Linked DNA regions of Homo sapiens: region 2 is linked to region 1. A link is an interaction called in ENCODE POLR2A ChIA-PET data of the cell type or tissue named here. Cell type or tissue: A673. All regions are shown on one strand.

Region 1 (4,000 bases):
GGACAGAGAAAAGGGGAGGGGTGAGGGGGTTGGTGAAGAAGTGGAGTGGATGCCACCAGAGAAAGGAAAGAGGGCCTGGTGCAGGAGGGGCAGCCAGGCTCCTGCTCTGCCAACGTGGCACAAAAGCAGCCACAGGCAACACCTATGCGGGCGGGCATGGCCGTGCACCAATAAAAACAGGCTGCACTGGCAGTGGCCAGACCCAGCCCACAGGCCAGCCTGCCCACCCTGCTCTAAGCACAGGTAGCGGCCTGCCCCCTGGACCCGTCTCCCCGTCTGCAGAAGAGGGCTGTGGCGAGAAGAAAACGCGATCCTGCGCACGAAGCGCTGGCCAGGAAGTGCTCGATAGATGGCATGTGTCCCCACGATTAGGAAGCGGTTTATAAACATCTGCCGCTGTCAGGAGCCTCCGCGGCCATCCTCTAAGAGGCTTAGAGAGGGAGGAAGGAAAAGGGGAAAAGGTGAAGACTCAGGAAAGGAGAAATGCAGAGGGAAAGAGAAGCCGCAGGCTGAGGGAATCGCAGGTGGGCATCCCTTCAGAATGACAAGCCTCTACTGCTGTCAACGCCCATCACTTCCCCACTAGGCTGCAAACCACTTACAGGCTCAGGGCCAGGGTCCTGGGTCCCGGGTCCCGGGAAGCTCTTGCTTCAACCTAAGCACACCCACGCTTGTGCACGGCTCACCTCCCGTGGCCCCTGGAGCTCCCGGGACCCCCGTATTGCAGGGTAGAGGGGTCACCAGCCCAGCCAGGGCTCTTCCCACCCTGAAGTGCTTCCTACAGAAAGTCCCTCATTCCTTTATCAAGACATCACCCAAGAAGCATTTATCGAACCCCTGTGATGTGCCGGGCTCCGGGCTTCACACTGGCGACTCAGCGGTAAGAAAAGTAGACGCGGCCCCAGCCCTGATGGCGCTCACCAGACCACCACCTCACTCTCCGATTCCCCACCACAGCCTTTCCCTAGGGCTCACTTCCCCAGGAGGGCATCCCTGATCATAAACTGGGTGACTTCCTGCCTGTGCCCCGTCACACTGCACCCTCCAGGAAGGCCAGGGCCCCCACGCCACAGGTGGAGACGCTGACAGAATACACGACTGAGGCACTCGTGCTGAATCAATGACGGCCTGAGGCTTGAAGGGAGAGGGAAGACACGGAAAAGACAGTGGTGACATGAGCTCCGGCATTCTTTCTGCCCCAAATATTGGGAATTCTTCACATGGCACACAAACAAACATAGGCCCGGTCGGCAACTTCCTGATCACTCACCAGCCGGCTGACTTCACCTGTCCCACCCATGCCAACCTGGCTGTGCTCCCTGGCTGCTTCCCAGAGCCCGGGTCTAAATCACGACACAACAGACCGCCACCACCTCCTTCGGTTCTTCCTACGACTAACTCAACAGCTGGAGGTGACACGGCTCCAGTGCCCCCACGCCGAGGGACGCAAGCTGGAACCTCATGGTTGGAGGGGTCCTGCTGCTCCTGAGGGAGGGGTGGAGCCTGGCCTTGGGAGGAGTGAAGACAGATGGGTCCGTGCTGTGGGCACTCAGGGCTTGAGGCCACTCACCGCGTCTGGGCTTGGGGAAGCTGTCGTGCAGCCAGAAGACCACCTTCTCCACGAAGTGCTGGATGTCACATTGCTCGGGGCCGCGGACAAACACCATCCAGTCGTGAGTGAACCCCTCCGTGGTGGGCTTCTTGCGCAGTTGGGCGCGATGCCCCAGCTCTAACCTCACCTGGACGGTGCACTGGAGGAGAGAGAGGTGGGGAGATGAAGTCAGCACACGCCTCCAAGCAGGGGACTGTCCCCTTACCCACAGAGAACTTTCGATAAAGACCCCCAGCAGTGCAATACGCTCTCAACCCAGTGAGCAGCACACAGACGGCTTCCTATCGCGCCAGCACCTTGCCGCAGACGTCCCGTGCCTTCTCCCCTCCGTACTCCCACACAGACCCCGTGTCTCCTCTCATCCACCGCCTCATCCTCAATTCCACCCGCACAGCCTCCTCACCGGTCCCCAGCTCAGCCCAGCTCACTCCTGCCTCGGGGCCACCACACTGGCCTAGGATCCTCTGCTCCTGAGACTTCCCACACTGGCGCCTCTTGTCACTGGGCTCTCAGCTTGACTGTCCCTCTGCAGGGAAGCCTCCCCTGACCACCGATCCAAAAGCATCCACCACCGCTCCCATCACTCTATCATAGAGGATGCTCTTCCGAGCACTTTCACTATCAAAAGTCATCTTGCTGATGGCTGTCGGTGTCTCTGCCACCTAAGCTTGTTGACTCCAGCATTTTCATTCCCAAGCACGCATCACAGCGCCTCCCGGAGGCCCCTCTCCTTTCCCTAAGTCATCAGCTACAACACTGGCTTTCAGTTTCAAAAGCAGAATGGGAGGTTCCCAAGAAGAAGGCAGAGGCCAGCCTGCGGCCCCCTGGTGACCGGTCCCAGGTGGACCCGTGGCCTGGGCAGCCCAGCTCCCTCCGCTGAGCACATGTCGTGTCTGACACTTTGCTCTGAAATACAAGGCAGCTCAGGCCAGTTCCATGCCACTGAACACAAAGTTGCATGCCTTCAAAGCACTCTTCATACCTAGGTTGGCCAAAACCACCAACAGGGAACCTACAGTAAATATCCACCCTGCTTTGTAAAAACCTCCCCAGACTTTTCACAGATACGGCCCTGACACCCGCTATCAAATACAAGAATGTTACAAAATAAAGCAGCAGCCAAGCGCACACTTGCTTCTAAGTGCTGAGATAGCCGGGAGCCAGCCAGACCATGGCCTGAGTCCCACACCCTCCCCTGACAGAGCCGCCCTCCCGGGCCCCAGACCAGACAGCTCCCATCTGCGCCTTTCCACGCCATCGCTCGGCAACTGGCCAGGTGTGTCCCAGTGGCTGCAATCCCTCCAGTACCTGTCTCTTCTTTGGCATTTCGAGGCCCCGTTCAGACCCCGCCACCTGGCTGAGTGCCCCGGCGCCTGGCCGGCTTCCCTCCCTCTCCGTCCCCCTCTGAGCTCTCAGTTGTCACGCGATGGAGCCGCTGGGGCAGGCAGATCCTATCGCCCCCACCCCCGCCCGCCATGTTAAAGCTTTCCACGGCTTGTCACTCCCTCAGAAGGAAGCCCGAGCCCCGCGCACGTCTTCCACGCGTGTATTTCCTCAAGTCTGAGACGCTCGTCTCTTTTCATGTCCTAACCCTTTTGAAGTCAGAGTCCAGCCTGCACACAGGCGCACACGTGCACACACAGACACAGAAGCTGCTCCTGAGTTGGTGGCGCTGTCCTGGTATCTCAGAGTCCCAGAACTGAGGAAATGCAGGAAACGCGCACATTCCAGCTCAATCCTACAGCCAGCCCCAGACACACCAGGAACAGCCACCCTATCTCTCTTCATCTCTTCTAGTGCCGCAGCCTGGGTGCCCTAAGCTCGTTTCAAAACCCTACTCATCTCAAGTCCTGGCTCACACGCTGCCCTGTCCAGGGCCCTTTCTGGTAGCCACGCTGGAGACCAACCTTGAGTCCCCACAGAAGCCTGTGGACAGCTCCACGGGAGCCCCTTCATCCCATCCCCCGCTCCTGGGTTGCTGACGCAGCCCCCAGGGCCCCTGTGAACTCTCTGAGAGCAGGGACTACATCTTGTTCGTCCTCTTAGCCTCTATCTTGAAACCACGGGACAGGAGGCCTGGACGATGCTGGATTAATTAAACCAGAGAGCCTCTCAGGTCAGGGAGTTCTAAATGCTGCTTTTGGAGACGGCAGGGCCATGGTGGCAGATAAGGACAGGCCAGTTCCAGCATGTGGAAGAACTGGCCAGAGAGGCTGAGGGTCTGTGCGCACAGCAAGCCAGGTATAAGAAATGAGGCGGAGGCGTGCAATTTCTATTTGGCAACTTAAAAAGTAAACTGAAACATGTACATGATACAGATGTACAATTTTTATTTGTCAACTAAAAATTAATTTTTAAAAGGAAAGGGGGCAGAGGGGATTCCCTTGG
Region 2 (4,000 bases), 1.6 Mb after region 1:
TCTTTCCTCGCCGCGCGGGGCCGCTCGAGGTCCCGGCCGACAGCCGCGTGTTCGTGCAGGTGGGGACCCCGGGGACACCAGGGGCGGATGGGGGCCGGTGGGGACGGGCGATCCCTGATGGCGCCTCCGTCCCCCAGGCGGCCTTGGCCCGTCCCTCCCCGCGCTGGGGCCTGGCCCTGCACCGCTGCTCAGTGACGCCGTCCTCACGCCCGGCCCCGGGGCCCGCCCTGGCTCTGCTGCGTGAGGGCTGCCCCGCCGACACCTCTGTCGCCTTCCCGCCACCGCCGCCGCCGAGCCCGGGTGCCGCCCGCCCCGCGCGTTTCAGCTTCCGCCTGCGCCCGGTCTTCAACGCCTCGGTGCAGTTCCTGCACTGCCAGCTGAGCCGCTGCCGCCGCCTCCGGGGAGTCCGCCGGGCGCCTGCGCCTCTGACGCCGCCGCCGCCGCCGCCGCCATCGCGGGTGCGCGGGCGCAGAGCCTGGAATCCGGGCGCTGGGGCCCTTCGGGGGCTGGGCACGGGCGACTCTGGCAGTGGAAAGAGGATACTCTCGGGGTCTGAGGATCTGGGGGTTGGGGGAGGTGGGGCGCAAGGGTCCATCTCTGCCGACAGAGTTTCTCCGGGGACAGTGTGGACACTGGGTTCCCCCATGGACAGCTCTGGAATCCTTCAGGGCTGGGGGTTGGATGCAGAAGGCCACTAAGGGGACACATTTCTGGGAACCTGGTGCTGGGCCTCACATGCTAGGTGCTGGGAGACGCGGACCATGCGATCTTGTGGGGCTGGGATTTGGGGTCCTTAGGGGCTGGGCGGCTAGCCACTTGTATGCGTAGGGGCTGGGCTCAGGGCACCCTAAGGGGCCGGATTTCCAGGGGTCCCATCTTGGCTGTGGTGGAGAGCTGGACTCAGGTCTCTCTTGGGGGCCCTGGGGACCAGAGCCACGATCCCGGTGCCCTGATGTCCCCGTCTCTTCCCCACCTTCCTCTCCCCCAGTGTCTGCCTCAGGACGAGGCGTGCGCCGACACTGGCAGTGGCAGCGCCGAGGGCCTGGCTGCTGACGGCCCCCACCTGCACACGCTGACGCAGCCTATCGTGGTCACCGTGCCGCGGCCGCCCCCCAGTGAGCACGCAGTCCTCCTCCGCATGGGGCCGTGGGGCGGCAGAGCGGGTGGGAAGGACGCCTGGGAGCTGGACCCAGTCTCAGCGTGGCACTTCCCACAGGGCCGCCCAAGAGTGTCCCCGGCCGTGCAGTGCGCCCTGAGCCTCCCGCGCCGGCCCCCGCGGCCCTGGAACCCGCGCCGGTGGTGGCGCTGGTGTTGGCAGCCTTCGTGCTGGGCGCCGCGCTGGCCGCCGGGCTGGGTCTCGTCTGTGCGCACTCAGGTACCGACGACCTCCGCCAAGCCGGGCCCCCAGTCTAATCCCGCGCGTCGGGACCCGGGGCGGCCGCGATCCCGCCTGCGGGGCCTGATCAACCCTAGCTAGGCCTGCCTCCGCGATGCCCGCAGCAGCCCCCAGGGGCCGCCCTTAGCCTGGCGTGGCGCGCAGCAGCCCTTCTGCAGCTCGCCTCTCCCTTCCAGCGCCCCACGCCCCTGGCCCGCCCGCGAGAGCCTCGCCCAGCGGTCCCCAGCCCAGGAGGTCCCAGTGAGGAAGGTAGGTATGGAGGTGGAGGGAGCTGGGTGAGGTAGGAGATCTGACAGTGACGCTTCCTAGCGCTTAGTTCGTGCCAGGCACTGTGGTTTTTTTGTTTGTTTGTTTGTTTGTTTGTTTGTTTTTTGAGACGGAGTTTCGCTCTTGTTGCCCAGGCGGGAGTGCAATGGCGCGATCTCGGCTCACCGCAACCTCTGCCTCCCGGGTTCAAGCGATTCTCCTACCTCAGCCTCCTGAGTAGCTGGGATTACAGGCATGCGCCACCACACCCGGCTAATTTTGTATTTTTAGTAGAGACGGGGTTTCTCCATGTTGGTCAGGCTGGTCTCGCACACCCGACCTCAGGTGATCCTACCGCTTCGGTCTCCCAAAGTGCTGAGATTACAGGCGTGAGCCACTGCGCCCAGCCTCCAGGCACTGTTGTAAATGTTTTACGCCTATGAACTAACTTAATCCCCTTAACCTCTAGGCGGACACTATTATAATCCCCATTTTAGAGACGAGAATGATGAGGCATTCTCTGAATTAAGTAACTTGTCAAAAGTCACAATACTGGGTGGAGCTTGGATTCGAACTCAGGCAGTGGGTCACCCGCGGCAGGCGCGGGCTTTGGGTCGAGCCAGGGGCATTAGGTGAGGAGAGGCACTAGGCGAGGAGAACTCAGCATTCGGACCCGGCTCCCACTCTCACCCCGGCATGCAGACCGATGGAAGAGGCTAGTGGTCTGCTGGGAAGGGAGGTGGCCCGCGTAGCGTCCCCTCCCTCGCTGAGCCTCAGCCACCCCTCCCAGGGATGGTGCGCCCCCAACATGGTCCGGAGATACACCCAGCTACCAATTCGGGACCAGGACCAACAGGACCGGACCCGCCTCCCTGGACCTCGGACCTGATGAGGCCACGACCCCTGCGCTTCTCTCCTCCCCCTGTCCCTCCCACCTGTGCTCAAAATAAACCTCTGGACTGACCGGCTAAGTTCTGGTGCAGTCAGTGAGCGCGCAACGTGCGGGGTGGGGGATAGGTGGGGAGGCTTGGGGAGAAAGCTGGGAGCAGGACTTGGGGGGTATTCCTGAGAAATCGTGACTTACAGGGGTGGAGCCTGGGGACGGGGCCCATATGCCCATATACCCGTGTGCACTCCCAGGCCATGGGAGACTGTAGGGCGTTTTGTCTCAAACAGAAAGCGACACCCGGCCGGGCGCGGTGGCTCCCGCCTGTAATCCCAGCACATTGGGAGGCCGAGGTGGGTGGATCACTTGAGGTCAGGAGTTCCAGACCAGCGTGGCCGACATGGTGAAACCCCGTCCCTACTAAAAAAAGTAACAAAAAAAGAATTAGCAGGGCGTAGTGGCGCGTGCTTATAATCCCAGCTGCTGGGGAGGCTGAGGCAGGAGAATCGCTTGAACCCAGGAGGCAGAGGTTGCAGTGAGCCGAGATCGCGCCATTGCACTGCAGCCTGGGCAACAAGAGCAAAAATCTGTCTAAAAAAAAAAAAAAAGCGGCACCCAACCCCACAAGCGTAAGTTTAAAATAAACCTTCCCCCTCCCTCCTCTCCTTACCCGGACACCTGCCCATCTGCCTCCTGCGATCTTTCTCAAGCCAGGCCTTCTCCGCTCTCCATTACCCCCGCCCGGACCCTGCCCTAGCTCCGCTTCGACCTTCTGCCTCTGCTCCAGTTCCCTCCTGGTCTGGACTTCGCCCTCCTCTTAGATTGTCAGTCTAGTCTAGAGCTCCTTAAATCCCTCCTGCCCGAGCTCCACTCTACCTTACACAGACAAGAGTGGGACTATCAGCCCCAGTCTACAGAGGAGGAAACTGAGGCTCGGCAAGGCTAAATCACTTGCCCAAAGTCCCCAGGCCTGTCTGACCCCAGAGCCCAGGCTCTTGACCGACTGGATCTTCGGACTTGACCTTTCGGCCAGAACCCACCCCTCTGCGAGAAGCAAAGCACACAGTAGTAGCTTCATGAGTTAGTCCAGCAACAGAGGGAGGGCATGGGATCCAAGGTGTCGTCTCCACTTCATGAATGAGATAAAGTGCAGGCTGAGGGTCTCCTTCGCCCCGCCCCAGTTCCGGTGCCGATCTCCCCTTCACTTCCATTGGGGCGGTTCCCCGGGCCTCCAAACGCGAAGCCACGCCCCCACGCGCGTCCGCCTCCGCGCGGTTCTTTCTGACCTCGGCGGCCCCCGTAGCTCCGCCCATCGGAGAAGCGACCTTACAGCGCCTGCCTCTTTCTGAGCGGCATGAAGCCACCTCCCAGGCGGCGAGCGGCCCCGGCGCGCTATCTGGGCGAGGTGACCGGTCCCGCGACCTGGAGCGCTCGCGAGAAGCGGCAGCTAGTGCGACTCCTGCAGGCGCGGC

What was found. ChIA-PET counts read pairs that join two places held together with the same protein. Peaks named below come from ENCODE experiments on the same cell type or tissue, not always from the same donor. Only the 100,000 strongest peaks of a DNase experiment are listed, where the experiment ranks them.
Region 2: POLR2A ChIA-PET joins it to region 1 with 5 read pairs; 1 of 35 experiments calls an interaction of 5 or more read pairs at or near these places.

What each region holds. Positions count from the first base shown.
Region 1 is chr19:6,269,009-6,273,008 of GRCh38, forward strand. MLLT1 (MLLT1 super elongation complex subunit) reads right to left here. Exons shown (of 12, transcript NM_005934.4): 2 at 1,571-1,751. Among named protein-coding and RNA genes, the nearest start is that of MLLT1, 9.0 kb to the right of the region's middle. In A673, a CTCF peak has its summit at 2,303 (motif pointing left); no DNase peak of the experiment used is centred here; H3K27ac peaks cover 709 bases.
Region 2 is chr19:7,916,485-7,920,484 of GRCh38, forward strand. TGFBR3L (transforming growth factor beta receptor 3 like) reads left to right here. Exons shown (of 7, transcript NM_001419781.1): 2 at 1-59; 3 at 138-458; 4 at 989-1,115; 5 at 1,217-1,375; 6 at 1,573-1,645; 7 at 2,433-2,613. The coding sequence ends at 1,640. It overlaps SNAPC2 (small nuclear RNA activating complex polypeptide 2), which reads left to right and starts at 3,854. Exons shown (of 5, transcript NM_003083.4): 1 at 3,854-4,000. The coding sequence starts at 3,883. RefSeq lists silencers at 248-297, 1,202-1,301, 1,362-1,451, 1,572-1,641, 3,904-4,000 and enhancers at 454-1,330, 1,331-2,206, 2,882-3,381. In A673, a CTCF peak has its summit at 1,507 (motif pointing right); DNase peaks (open chromatin) are centred at 387, 1,517 and 3,807; H3K4me3 peaks cover 2,367 bases; H3K27ac peaks cover 2,109 bases; H3K27me3 peaks cover 404 bases.